Regions from separate parts of the Homo sapiens genome. Here region 1 is linked to region 2. A link is a contact called in ENCODE Hi-C or POLR2A ChIA-PET data. All regions are on one chromosome and are shown on one strand. The core of a region is the stretch at or near the end of the contact, and the rest is flanking DNA. Distances in the headings are between cores, read along the strand shown.

Region 1 (6,091 bases), core at 1,449-3,948, 550 kb before region 2:
ATCCACTGACAAACATTCTTCTTTGCCAAGTGTTTGGGGTGTGAGAGAATTATTGCAAAGGGGAATAAAGGTCGTTCCAGATGCAATCCAAGAAAACTGCTGTCTATTGGTGTCTATCTATAAATGCCTTCTCAACATTTAATTAAATAGCAAATGTTATTTTCAGTGTCAAATTCTGCAGATTATGAGAATATTTTTACAGCAGTGCACTTTTCTAACATGTATATAAACAATTCAGCATTTGATCTATTTGATGCCAAGCAACTTTGACCTTCACAATGCTGACATCTTGTTTTGTTAAGGCATAGGCACAGTTTATACCATAAAAGAGATTTAATTGCAGGTCTTATTAATTCACAATTTCTGCTGTGTTTGAAGATTTTTACATTTCCTTTGAATTGAAATTTAAAAGGGAGAAGTGTGCACATAGCATGTTATTGCAAAAGTGGCCCATTCCCTTCTCTGAGCTATAACACTTAAAGAAGAGAGTATTTGAAAAACATCAGAGTGCTTAAAGAATATTATTTCTGAAATTTTAATTATACTGGATAATAATGGAAAATTAAAATCACTTTCAATGTGATTTTATTATTCATTTTGCTATTGTAGGAGACAATTGTAGTTTGGTTTACCAGAACAGAAAAATAAAAATCCACATCTGTAACTGGAAAAGAGCTCCTTTGAATTCTTCCTTCTTTTTAATAACCATTATTAACAATATTTTAGCAAGACACTCCTTGTCACAGGTGCTCTTAAAATCCTGAATTCTATGGGAAAACAAAATATAATTCCTATTATTTTAAGGTAGACAATTTTAGCATTGTTAGATAAGGCATGAGAATACACATGACTCCTTAACATCTGACACTCTAAACTATCAATGAAAAACAATAACTTATTTTGAAGTAAGATAACATTATATCACTGTATATTAGTTTTGGGTGAGAAGAAATAGTTTATTAATTATTTATTCTGAATGTATCAAGAAAAGCAATTTTAAAACATGCTGTAAATAGGGTTCACATAATTCTTAATTTATTCTTCATACTCTGAGATGAAATAAATGTTATGAGTTCATTGTATATTTACCAGTGAGTAGATTTACTAGCATAGTTACTGAATTGTATAATGCACAGTTTAAGTTTATATTTCTTCTTATATGATTTTATTTATTTATTTATTTATTTATTTATTTTAGAGAGAGGATCTCTGTCTGTCACCCAGGCTGGAATGCAGTTATACAATCATAGCTCACTGCAGTCTCAAACTCCAAGCTCAAGCTATGCTCTTTCCTCAGCCTTCTGAGTAGCTAGGATTACAGGCATAGCCCATTATTCCTGGCTAATTTCGAATTCTTGTAGAGACAGGATCTCGCTATGTTGCCCAAGTTATGCTCAAACTCCTGTCTCAAATGATCCTCCTCCCTCAGCCTCCAAAACCTGGGATAACAGGTATGAGCCATGGCACCCAGCCTTAGTATATAATTTCTTATTAACAACTTAATCTAATTTAAAAATATCTATTTTCCAATCTTAGGTGTTAGAAATTATAGTATCCCATCCTTTACTTAATGGCTATTTCTGCATATATATATATATATTTAGTTAGGATATACTTATTATTCAGCCAACTGGCTTGACAAAACAGTGGTAGAATTGTTGGGTTGACACCTCTAAAATGCTGCCAGAGGAACTGTTTGCATGACTCTAGATAAAAGCAGAAAAAAAAAAACAAAATATAAGTTTTTGTTCAGTTATCCCACTAGTATTCATCAGAAATGTGCCCTAATATAGTAACATTTGGATACCTAAAAATGGAGAATGTGGCAATCCCTGAGTAGAACATATTATGAGCAGTCATCACACACCTTTATGCTCACTGTAATCAATGTAGGCCTTTATGTGCAATAGCCAATAGACCTCATCTTTCCCACAAACTTTGGGATGTCCTCCATCAGTCAGCAGCATCATCATTAACCCAACTTTCTAAACCAAAGAGATAGGAAGAAGCACTCTTGATGCCTCATTCTCCCTCACCTCTCATATATAAATATCACAAAGTTGTGTCCATTTTACCACCTAATTATTTTCAAAATCTCCTCATTCTTCTCATCAAGAGTCTGTTACTCTTGCTCAGACCACAGGGTTTACAGCACACTCCCTTAACTGGGCTCATTGCCTCCACCTTTATTCTTCTCTAAGATGTTCTCCACACTGCAGCCAGAAACATCTTTCTGACATGGAACTCTGATCAAGTTACTCCACCACTTATGCATCCTAGTGATTCCCCAATACCCACAAGATAAAGTTCCCAAGGCACTATGACCCCTGATTCCTTCTCTATCTTCAGCAATTCCATTGACCTCTTTCATTCTCTAATTCCTGTCATACTGAACCATCCACATTTCTCCCTATACCCGTGGTCTATCTCAACGCTGAACACTTCGATCATACTGTACTCTCTGCCTGAAATGTCCTCCTGCTCTCTCACACCACATTTGCCTAGGCAACTACAGCTCATCTTTCAGAATCCAGCTTAGAATTCCACTAACTTGACCTTCTCAGAAACTTCCCAAGACTTGGTTAAGTACTCCCTTCTTTGACCCTCCATTGCATCCCCATGGTTACCTCTGCCATAGAACTTATGACATTATGTCATTGTTACCTGTTTACTTGTGTCTCTGTATCCTGCTGGACTATATGCCCTTTAAAGCAAGTAGAGCACATTACTCATCACTCAATCTCCAGGACCAAGTTAATGTTCTGTATATAGTAGTAAGTCAACAAATATAGACAAATAGATTAAAGATTAATTTGTAGCCCAAGGTGACATTCTAGAGAAAACACTTTAAAATAAGTTTGAAAAAAAGAAATGAATGTAAGAAAAATACAACTCCTTGTTCAGTATTAAGGCATATGCTACTAAATATTTGTATGTTTATGCCTTGCCTTACCTTCTTTCAAAAATAGTTTGAAGTGGTTTACAATAAACATGTATTTACATACTTTATCTCAGACTGATATTTTTTAGGCATGATTTTTTTTCATATGGCTTCCCTGTGTTGTTATGCATGACTAGGTAAAGCTAATATTAGGATGCAAGAATTACCTGGTTTGTCTATTCCTTCTTTCAGTTACCATAATCCAGTGAATTTGAAATTTTAAAGAAAGACAGCATTCCCAATGGCCCTAGTACTTAGATTATTTTTACAAAGTGTTCTAGTAAATCTTACCTAAGCACAATATAGTAATATTTCACATCAACTTTCAAATTACTAAATATTAAATTTTACTAATCTTTTAAACCTTTTTGCTGTTCCCATTTCCTTTACCCTGGTTCTACTGTCATAAATAATCTACTTCAAATCCTAACAAAATGCATCCAATAATGTGACATTTGTATCTGAAATAAGCAATTTCACATCCTTATTTTGTCTGAGATTTTGTTAATTATTAATGATATTTTGGATGTGACCATATAATTTTAAAACTTATGAAACTGCATCTTTATTACTTTCATTTGAACTAAGATGTGTGTTAAGTATCAAAGTGTATGATTTTCAAGAATGGCGCTATAATATGTTTGTTTTCCCCAATAACTAATTCATCACTAAACCCCATTTTAATGTTCACAGCTGACCCAGCATACCTGGAGACATTTGTTTCTCATAGAACTTGTTTAGATAGATTAGTGTGGTTGGCTGGAATCTGGGAGAGCCACTTCAACACAAATTGTATTTATGGTGACCACTGAACAACACAGATGAGCCGAAGGTTACAGACTTTTAGATAGAATTCTCTGCAGTGTGTTGCAATGTGTCACATGACCATGCATCTTCTACACGTTAAGACATCAGTGCTCTGGCTTTGATGCTAGTTTTTTCTTCTTCCCCCTGTCTTTGGCTGTAAGGGGCAAACAAAATCAACTATACCATTAATAACTACAGCAGATTTCAGTAGAGGTCAGGGAAACTCTTTCCTGTCACTGTTTTTCAATATTTGTACTATTTACACTTTAGGCTAGTTAATTGTTTGTGTTGGGGGCTGACTTTTGCATTATAGAATGTTTAGCAGCATTCCTGTTCTCTACCCACTAGATGTCGACAGCAACATCTCCCCCAGGTGTAACAACTAAACGTGTCTCCAGACATTGGCAAATATCCTTGGGCCATGGAGAAAACATCACCTTCAATTGAAAACCACTGGGCCACTCTAATGCCTTCAAGGTAAGGAGTCCTAGTCAAGCTTATGTTTCATAACTGGCATGTCTTCTGGCTCAAATGTAGTTTTCTAAATATTTAATGTTTATGTTTATATAATTCTAATGCTCAAACCATGCTATGTTCTGTTTGCTTGCATTTTTGATCCTAACATAAAATCTATCCAAGAGAGTGTTTCTCTTGTTATTTCCAGCTAAAGCCAATCTCTGTACCACTCCTATTCCCTTTCACTCATTCAGGAACATTGTTTCAATGATTTGTTCCCTCTCTCTCTCTCTCTTTTTTTTTTTTTTAAGACATAGTTGTTGCCCAGGCTGGAGTGCAGTGGCACAATCTTGGCTCACTGCAACCTCTGCCTCCCAGGTTCAAGCGATTCTCCTGCCTCAGCCTCCCGAGTATCTGGGACTACAGGTGCCCACCACTACGCCCAGCTAATTTTTGTATTTTTAGTAGAGATGAGTTTCACTATGTTGGTCAGGCTGGTCTCCAACTCGTGACCTCAAGCAATCCACCCGCCTTGGCCGCCAAAAGTGCTGGGATTACAGGCGTGAGCCACCGCGCCCAGCCCTCTCTCTCTTACATGGAAATTTTTCCCCTCTCTATTGAATCATTACCAGAATATAATATGCTGATCTCACATATATGTGAAATTTTAAAAAGTTACATTCACAGAGGCAGAGAGTACAATGGTGGTTACCAGGGGCTGGAGAAGGGGGATGGACAGATGTTGGTCAAAGGATCCAAAATTTTGGTTAGATACAAGAAATACATTCAAGAGTTCTATTATACAACACGGTGACTATAGTTAATAACAATGCATTATATTTTTGAAAATTGCTGAGAGAGTAGATTTTAATTGTTCTCACCACCAAAAAAAAGTAAGATAATGCACATGTTAATTATCTGGATTTAGCATTCCACAATGTATAAATATTTCTGAATATCAGGTTGAACAAAATAAATATATGCAATTTTCATTTGTCAATTTAAATAAATGTTTTTAAAAAAGAATATATCATGCTGTTATTCATGTCATCTTCAAAAATAAATTAAAAATATATGATTTTAAAACTATCTATTGCCCCTACATCTCCCAGATACTGGGCCATATCTTCCTCGCATTTGAGAAAACCCTTCAAAAGTTCTGAAGATTCACTCTTACTAATTCTTTCTTCTCATATGCTATCGAATCTACTCCAATTAGGCACATACAGTGTCCAAAACAGTACAAACCACAGGAAATAAATTACAGTGCTATGGTTGTGCAGGACCCTCTTTCACATTCCTCAAACTGTCAGGACCTCTATTTTCTTCACCAACAAGAACTCTGGCCCAGGTAGCAAAGTGACTAGACCATAGACTGTACTAACATCTCCATGTGTTGCTTTCATCTCCAGGTCCTCTATAAGTTTCTCACTTCTGGGCAGGAAGTGTTTTAATATCTTCCCTTCTATGTAAAAAAATGCTCCATGTCATAACCTGCATCCTCCCACTAAGTGGTTCCACAAAGCACTGCCAATATAAGTCAAATCTAAAGCCATTTTTCTCTCAGTGAGAGGTGACAGCACGCTGACAGCCCTCGCAGCCCTCACTCACTCTCAATGCCTCCTTGGCCTCGGCGCCCATTCTGGCCGCACTTGAGGAGCCCTTCAGCCCACCACTGCACCGTGTGAGCCCTTCTCTGGGCTGGCCGAGGCCCGAGCTGGCTCCGTCCGCTTGCAGGGAGGTGTGGAGGGAGAGGCACAGGCAGGAACTGGGGCTGCCTGCGGCGCTTGCGGGCCTGCACGAGTTCCAGGTGGGTGTGGGCTCCGCAGGCCCCTCACTTGGAGCAGCCAGCCGGCCCGCCGGCCCCACCTGCCAAAGGGAATGAGG
Region 2 (5,929 bases), core at 2,682-5,181:
TGAGGCAACCTAGCAACTTTCTCCCTATAGAAAACTTCACCTTGTCATTCTGCCACTTCTAAATCTAATCCAGAATTGCTTTTCTGGTTTTTACAACTCTTCATTGGTTTGCTCCTCCCTCCTTTTCCAAATTCATTTCTCCTTATCTTCATCAGTCTGCCACCTTCAACACCACCCCGTCACTCTACTTCTTGGCTTTTCAGGCAGTTACTGTTTGAAGGAGAAGATTGAAAATATCATTTCTCACTTTTGAGAACTCTTACAGGAACATATTGCAAAGCCTCCCTCACACCTGAGAGAGAGGAAGAGAGAGAGAGCGTGACACCTCACAAAGAATGTCTAAAGTGGGAGTAGCCCTAAAATAGAGCACAATAATAAACTGATGGGGCTGTGCTTTCTTAAAAAAAAACAAAAAAAAAACAAAAAACAAAAAACAAAGCAAAAAAAAAAAAAACAAAAAAAAAACAAAGCAAAAACTCACAATAGAACTTTCCCTCCATAAATGAGCTATTATCAAAGTACAAAATATTCAATTCTAGAAAAATTGCATAAATTGCTAAATTCTCTTTAAAATAAATAAATAAATAAATAAAAAACCATGCCATTCAAACCACTGCAACAAACCACAAGGGAAAAAAGGCTACAAAGACAAAGCCCCATTCTCACTTGGTACCAGTGCTACCCTGGTATATGTTACACCACTGAGAAGACTTGTCAATTCAAACATCTGTTCTAAGGCACACTTCACTATCAGAACTAGTACTCCATTCATATTCCTTCCTTCCACAGGCTTGACAGATGGATGAATTCCTAATGGCCCCAGATTACATTCAAATAGTTGCAATAACCACCTCCTCCTTAGTGAACACTGCTTTCCCCCAGGCAATAAAACAAAGATAATGGTAGAGGGGTATAAAATAACATAAATTGGGAATCTAGGCTCAAAATCCAACATTTTCCCTGCCGGCAGGAACACCAGACGGTGGTGTCTTGATCCTGCCATGCACATATTCCATGAGTGACAACAGGCAATGAGATGTGAAGGAAAAGAGAAAGATGTGCCCACCAGGTCCCTCCCAAAGGGCAGCCAAGTGTTTTGTTTGAACTGCCTTGTGGCTTATTGGAGTCAGAACTGCATGTTCCGTAGAAAACTGTCTACCACCAAGTTAGGATCTTTACTGATTATCACCAAAGGTCTTTTGTCTTCAGAATGCAATGAAAAATAACTCCCATAAAGGAAGGTGGTATAAGGTGGGAAATGCAGGCTACTATGTCAGAGTCATGTGGATAGATGTGTTCTGCTAGCAGGCTTCCATTTTACTCTATAACAGAAAAGAAAGATAAAATTTCCAGGAAAAAGAAATGAAAGCCGCTGCCAGTGAAAAGAATTTCTACCACCAAGTCAAGTAGGCTGGGGTCTCCACTTACAGATGGTGATTACCATAGACTATGGATTAAATCATGTCTGCATATCCACACCAGAAGTCTCTACAACTCTATTTGATCTTCCCCCTCATGGTCTTCTCTTTTCTTTTCTTTTTTGAGATGGAGTCTCACTCTGTTGCCCAGGCTGGACTGCAGTGGCGCGATCTTGGCTCACTGCAACCTCCGCCTCCTGGGTTCAAGCAATTCTCCTGCCTCAGCCTCCCGAGTAGCTGGGACTACAGGCGCACACCGCCACACTTGGCTTATTTTTTTTTTTGTATTTTACTAGAGATGGGGTTTCACCATGTTGCCCAGGCTGGTCACAAACTCCTGACCTCATGATTTGCCTGCCTTACCTCCCAAAGTGCTGGGATTACAGGCCATGGTCTTTTCTTATACTATAGTCTTCCAATTTTGATTTTTGCTCTAAGTTGGCATAAGATTCACATTTCTAAGGATGTCAGGTTGTAAGTACAAAAATGAATTTCATTCTAATTTGTTTTTGTGTATGAAAGTTAATGTAGAATGAGGATGTATACATGATTAAAAGAGGCTGTGAAGAATATCTTATAGTGAAGAATTTGCTTCCTGTAGTTTTGTGGCCTCTGGTGTTGTAATAGAGGGTAATCCATTTATATATTTTCATTAAAATTTATTCAAGACCTTGTCATGTTTCTTTTCATAATGTGCCAATATTCTTGTCCTATCCACTATCAAAATGAACTTAAATCATTTATTTTTTAAAAGGTTGCATGCTATTGAGTTTACATGTTTTCTATTGGTATATTTGTCCTCTGCACCCTCTTTTCCCCTCTTGTCAACTGCTATTCCTATTCACATTTGGCTTTGCTTTACATTTTCCCCAATTCTAACTTCCCATTTGCTTTCTTTCCGCTCTCATTTCCTTGCTAACTCTCTGGAGAGAATGAAATTCTATTGTTGTTATTGTTATTTTCTTTTTTCTTCTAAAGATTGGAGAGTAGAGCTGAAATATTTGCGAAATGAGCAGTTCCATAAATATCAAGAAGTGAGTAATAAGTGGAAACTGTTCTTGGAATGCTAACTCCTAGGATGTGGTCTATTTTTAGTAGACCACATAATAAATGGGTGGAGACCAACAATCCAAGTGCCTTGAATATTGAGGGTGAGCTGAAATCAAATCAGGTTTCTTTATGGTAATTGATTATAAAGTAATTTCGTCCACAATGACAACGAATTGATAAGTCAATTTGAGAAATATGTTATTAACTCATTTTTATAATTAAGAAGCTCTTAACAGATTTCTGTAAATGCTACAAAAATAAAACTCCAAAAACGAACATAGTTAATTTTGTTGATAAGATATAGCTCTCATTTAAAAAAATTTTTTTTTTTTTTTGAGACGGAGTCCAGCTCTGTTGCCCAGGCTGGAGTACAGTGGTGTGCTCTTGGCTCACTGCAGCCTCCATCTCCTGGGTTCAAGGGAATCTCCTGCCTCAGTCTCCCAAGTAGCTGGGATTACAGGCGCCCGCCACCACACCTGGCTAATTTTTTTGTATTTTTAGTAGACACGGGGTTTCACCATGTTGGCCAGGCTAGTCTCGAACTCCTGACCTCAAGTGATCTGCCCGTCTTGGCCTCCCAAAGTGCTGGGATTACAGGAGTGAGCCACTGCACCCGCCCTCATTTTTAAATTTTTTTTTAAAAAAGGTAAAATTGGCCTCTTAGCTAAGTGATTATTTCTCTTGCAGTGTGAAAGGACAAGAAAGCTCTTCTGGCACAGGACTTAGCTGCTGCTGACCTCCTTTATGTTATCAGTGGACAAAAAGGCTGGTTAAAACCTGCTTTGATGCCAGGCGTGGTGACTTACACCTATAATCCCAGCACTTGGGAGGCTGAGGCAGGCAGATCACTTGAGGTCAGGAGTTTGAGGCCAGCTTGGCCAACATGGTGAAACCCCATCTCTACTAAACATACAAAAATTAGCCAGGCATGGTGGTGGGTGCCTGTAATCCCAGCTACTCAGGAGGCTGAGAGAGGAGAATTGCTTGAACCTGGGAGGCGGAAGTTGCAGTGAGCCAAGATGGCTCCACTGCACTCCATCCTGGGTGACACAGCAAGACTCCATCTCAAAAAAACAAAAAACAAAAAAACAAAAAAAATACCACCAAAAAAACAAAACCAAAACCAAAAACCAAAAACAAACAAAAAAACCTGATTTCATATAGTTTCCTGGTGATTTTTTGTTTTGTTTACCGCTGAGATTTAAAATGGTTGCTTACCTTAAGAGAAAGAGAGTATGCTTGTAAAATTTAAGTGCAGGACCAAAGCATGGAGCAGGACCAAGGGAGCAGAGGGTGAGCACGCAGGAGACCACAGCTACTCTCTGCCGTGTTATAGGAGAGGGTAGAGCCAGCTGGCAGACAGCAGGCTGGAAGCCAGCAGTTAGAAGCAGCAGCTGTGGGTGACCTCAGCTGGGAGAAATGAGAAGGATCCCTTGAGTGGAGAGATGTGACGACAATGCTCATAAAACCATTGTTGCTTTTACTGAAAGAGCAGAGGTCAGATGTCTTCAGACATTAGAGGACAGACAAGTCAGGTGAGCTGCTTAAAAATTCAAATTCCTTGTCCTACTTGAGTCTTGGGGCTCGAAAATCTTTATGTTAAACCATCAACACAGATGACTCTGATCCAGCTCTTCCAGGAACCACACTTTAAAAATCCCTGGACTAAGATGCAGCATCTGTGAAAATAAAACACAAAGATTTATGACAATTTTGCAGGTGATAGGGCTACATATTTCTACTTAGGGATATGCCTTTGTTTAACCCTTTTTAAAAGTCTCACCTACTCATGATATTAAATTACTTCAGGGTTATTTAATTAAGTAAGACACTTCCATTTTCCGATATTCTGACTTCTTGTCAGACAGTGTGTCCCCATTTGGAGTGTTCTAAATATAATCCTCATTTTAGAAGAAATTATGCTCTTTGCTGTTACAGCAGTTGTTTATATTTGTTGCTATTTCATTCTTTAAAAATAAAACCATATGGAGATACATGCACAATTCCTGCTTCTCTCAGTTACCTACCCAGAAATAAAATAATTCTAGCTATAATTGAGTCTAAGCTATGCCAAGCCTGTCTGGTATCCACTGTTTGAAATGTCTGCACAGAGCCTTGAAGGAATTCATTGTTCTTCAAAGTGCCAGCTGTACATACTGCCATTTCCTGCATGGCTTCTGCCACTCAGGAATGCTGCACCCTGGTGGTTCTTTAGTGGTGTCTTTTTTCTCCATTGCTTCATTGTGGGACCCACAGTGTCTGTCTGAAGATACTGCACCACAGCTCAAGAGCACCATCTTGGGATGCACATTTTTGCAACAGATAGAGGATTTGAGTGGCATAGAATTCCATAACTGCTAGAGGCAAGTGCAGTAAACCTAGAACAAAAAAATTAAAAGAAAGAAAGAAAAGGGGCAATGGGGCAGTTACTTTAACCATGTGCATTAGCTTGGCAATACCTCTTAGATTTTTTCTTGGTAGGAGATGCAGACTTTATCCAAGAAAGACAGTGCTACTGCCTTCCACAAAATTTATATTTTGCTATTTTTGTCTGCAGGTCAAGGTCACAGTCAGCTTTGAAAGAATCAGCTATAAATCTAATAAGGGCAAAGAAACTTAGAGGGCTTTATGGAAAAGTAAGTTCTTTTCAGATAGCCTGCAAAAATGTGCTGGCCTTAAATCACCCCATTGTAATATTTGAGATATGCAAGAAAATCATTGAACTTTGGGACCATTTTCAGAAAAACAAAAATATAAAAGTACTTTTATTTTCAAATCTCTAAAGTGAATCATCAGTAAATTATCACATAATCTAAAGGTTTGACAAACTGGGTCATTGCACCTTGGATATATGTGTTAGAAATTCTGTGATGGAGTCTCATTTGGCCTTTGGTGTTTCCAGGCTAGGGTTTTCAGCACTGATGTCTTATGCTGGATCTCCCTCAGCTGCCCACACACCCCATGGAAATGGGACAGATGATGCAGTTGGTGGATGGGGGAAAGAAAAGTGAGACTAATAAGAGGGACCAGACTGGGAAAGAATTCATGTTTTTCCTCATGGTAATTAGAGAGCTTGATGTATACGCAAATTCATATACATTTCTTTAGGTTGCCATAGACACTGATGCCAATATTCCCTTTCATCCTCAAATTCTCTCCCTGAGCATAGGCAGGCTCTATAACAATGTCAATGCCAATCTGTGTGTGGAACACCAACTAGGAAAAAAAGTTGGATGGCATTAATTTCACATGTGAAGTGGTCTGAACAATGCAACTAGGAGTTAAGAAAATGCCAATAACAGCCAGGCGCAGTGGCTCACACCCAGTAGTTTGGGAGGCCAAGATGGATGGATTGCCTGACGTCAGCAGTTAGAGACCAGCCTGGCCAACATGGTGAAACCCCATCTCTACTACAAATACAAAAATTAGCCAGCTGTGGCACACACCTGTAATCCCAGCTA

What was found. Hi-C counts contacts between places; a loop is a spot of excess contacts on that map. ChIA-PET counts read pairs that join two places held with the same protein, here RNA polymerase II (POLR2A).
Region 1: a loop to region 2 is called in a map of Caco-2, with 4 times the contacts of the local background. The contact joins the promoter of LNCPOIR here to the enhancer-like site in region 2. A Hi-C loop is called at or near these places in 1 of 168 maps with a recorded cell type or tissue (Caco-2). POLR2A ChIA-PET finds 5 or more read pairs at or near these places in 1 of 52 experiments (Panc1).

The regions. Positions count from the first base shown.
Region 1 is chr6:114,541,927-114,548,017 of GRCh38, reverse strand. It overlaps LNCPOIR (lncRNA periodontal mesenchymal stem cell osteogenesis related), which reads left to right and starts at 2,698. Exons shown (of 4, transcript NR_183487.1): 1 at 2,698-2,774; 2 at 4,097-4,225.
Region 2 is chr6:113,993,818-113,999,746 of GRCh38, reverse strand. It overlaps HDAC2-AS2 (HDAC2 and HS3ST5 antisense RNA 2), which reads right to left. Exons shown (of 10, transcript NR_125845.1): 4 at 3,687-4,147. Among named protein-coding and RNA genes, the nearest start is that of HDAC2, 26 kb to the right of the region's middle. RefSeq lists an enhancer at 2,240-3,439 and a silencer at 3,708-4,002. Within about 2 kb of position 3,931, at least 13 of the 41 ENCODE cell types and tissues checked have a DNase peak (open chromatin) inside an H3K27ac peak, as active enhancers do.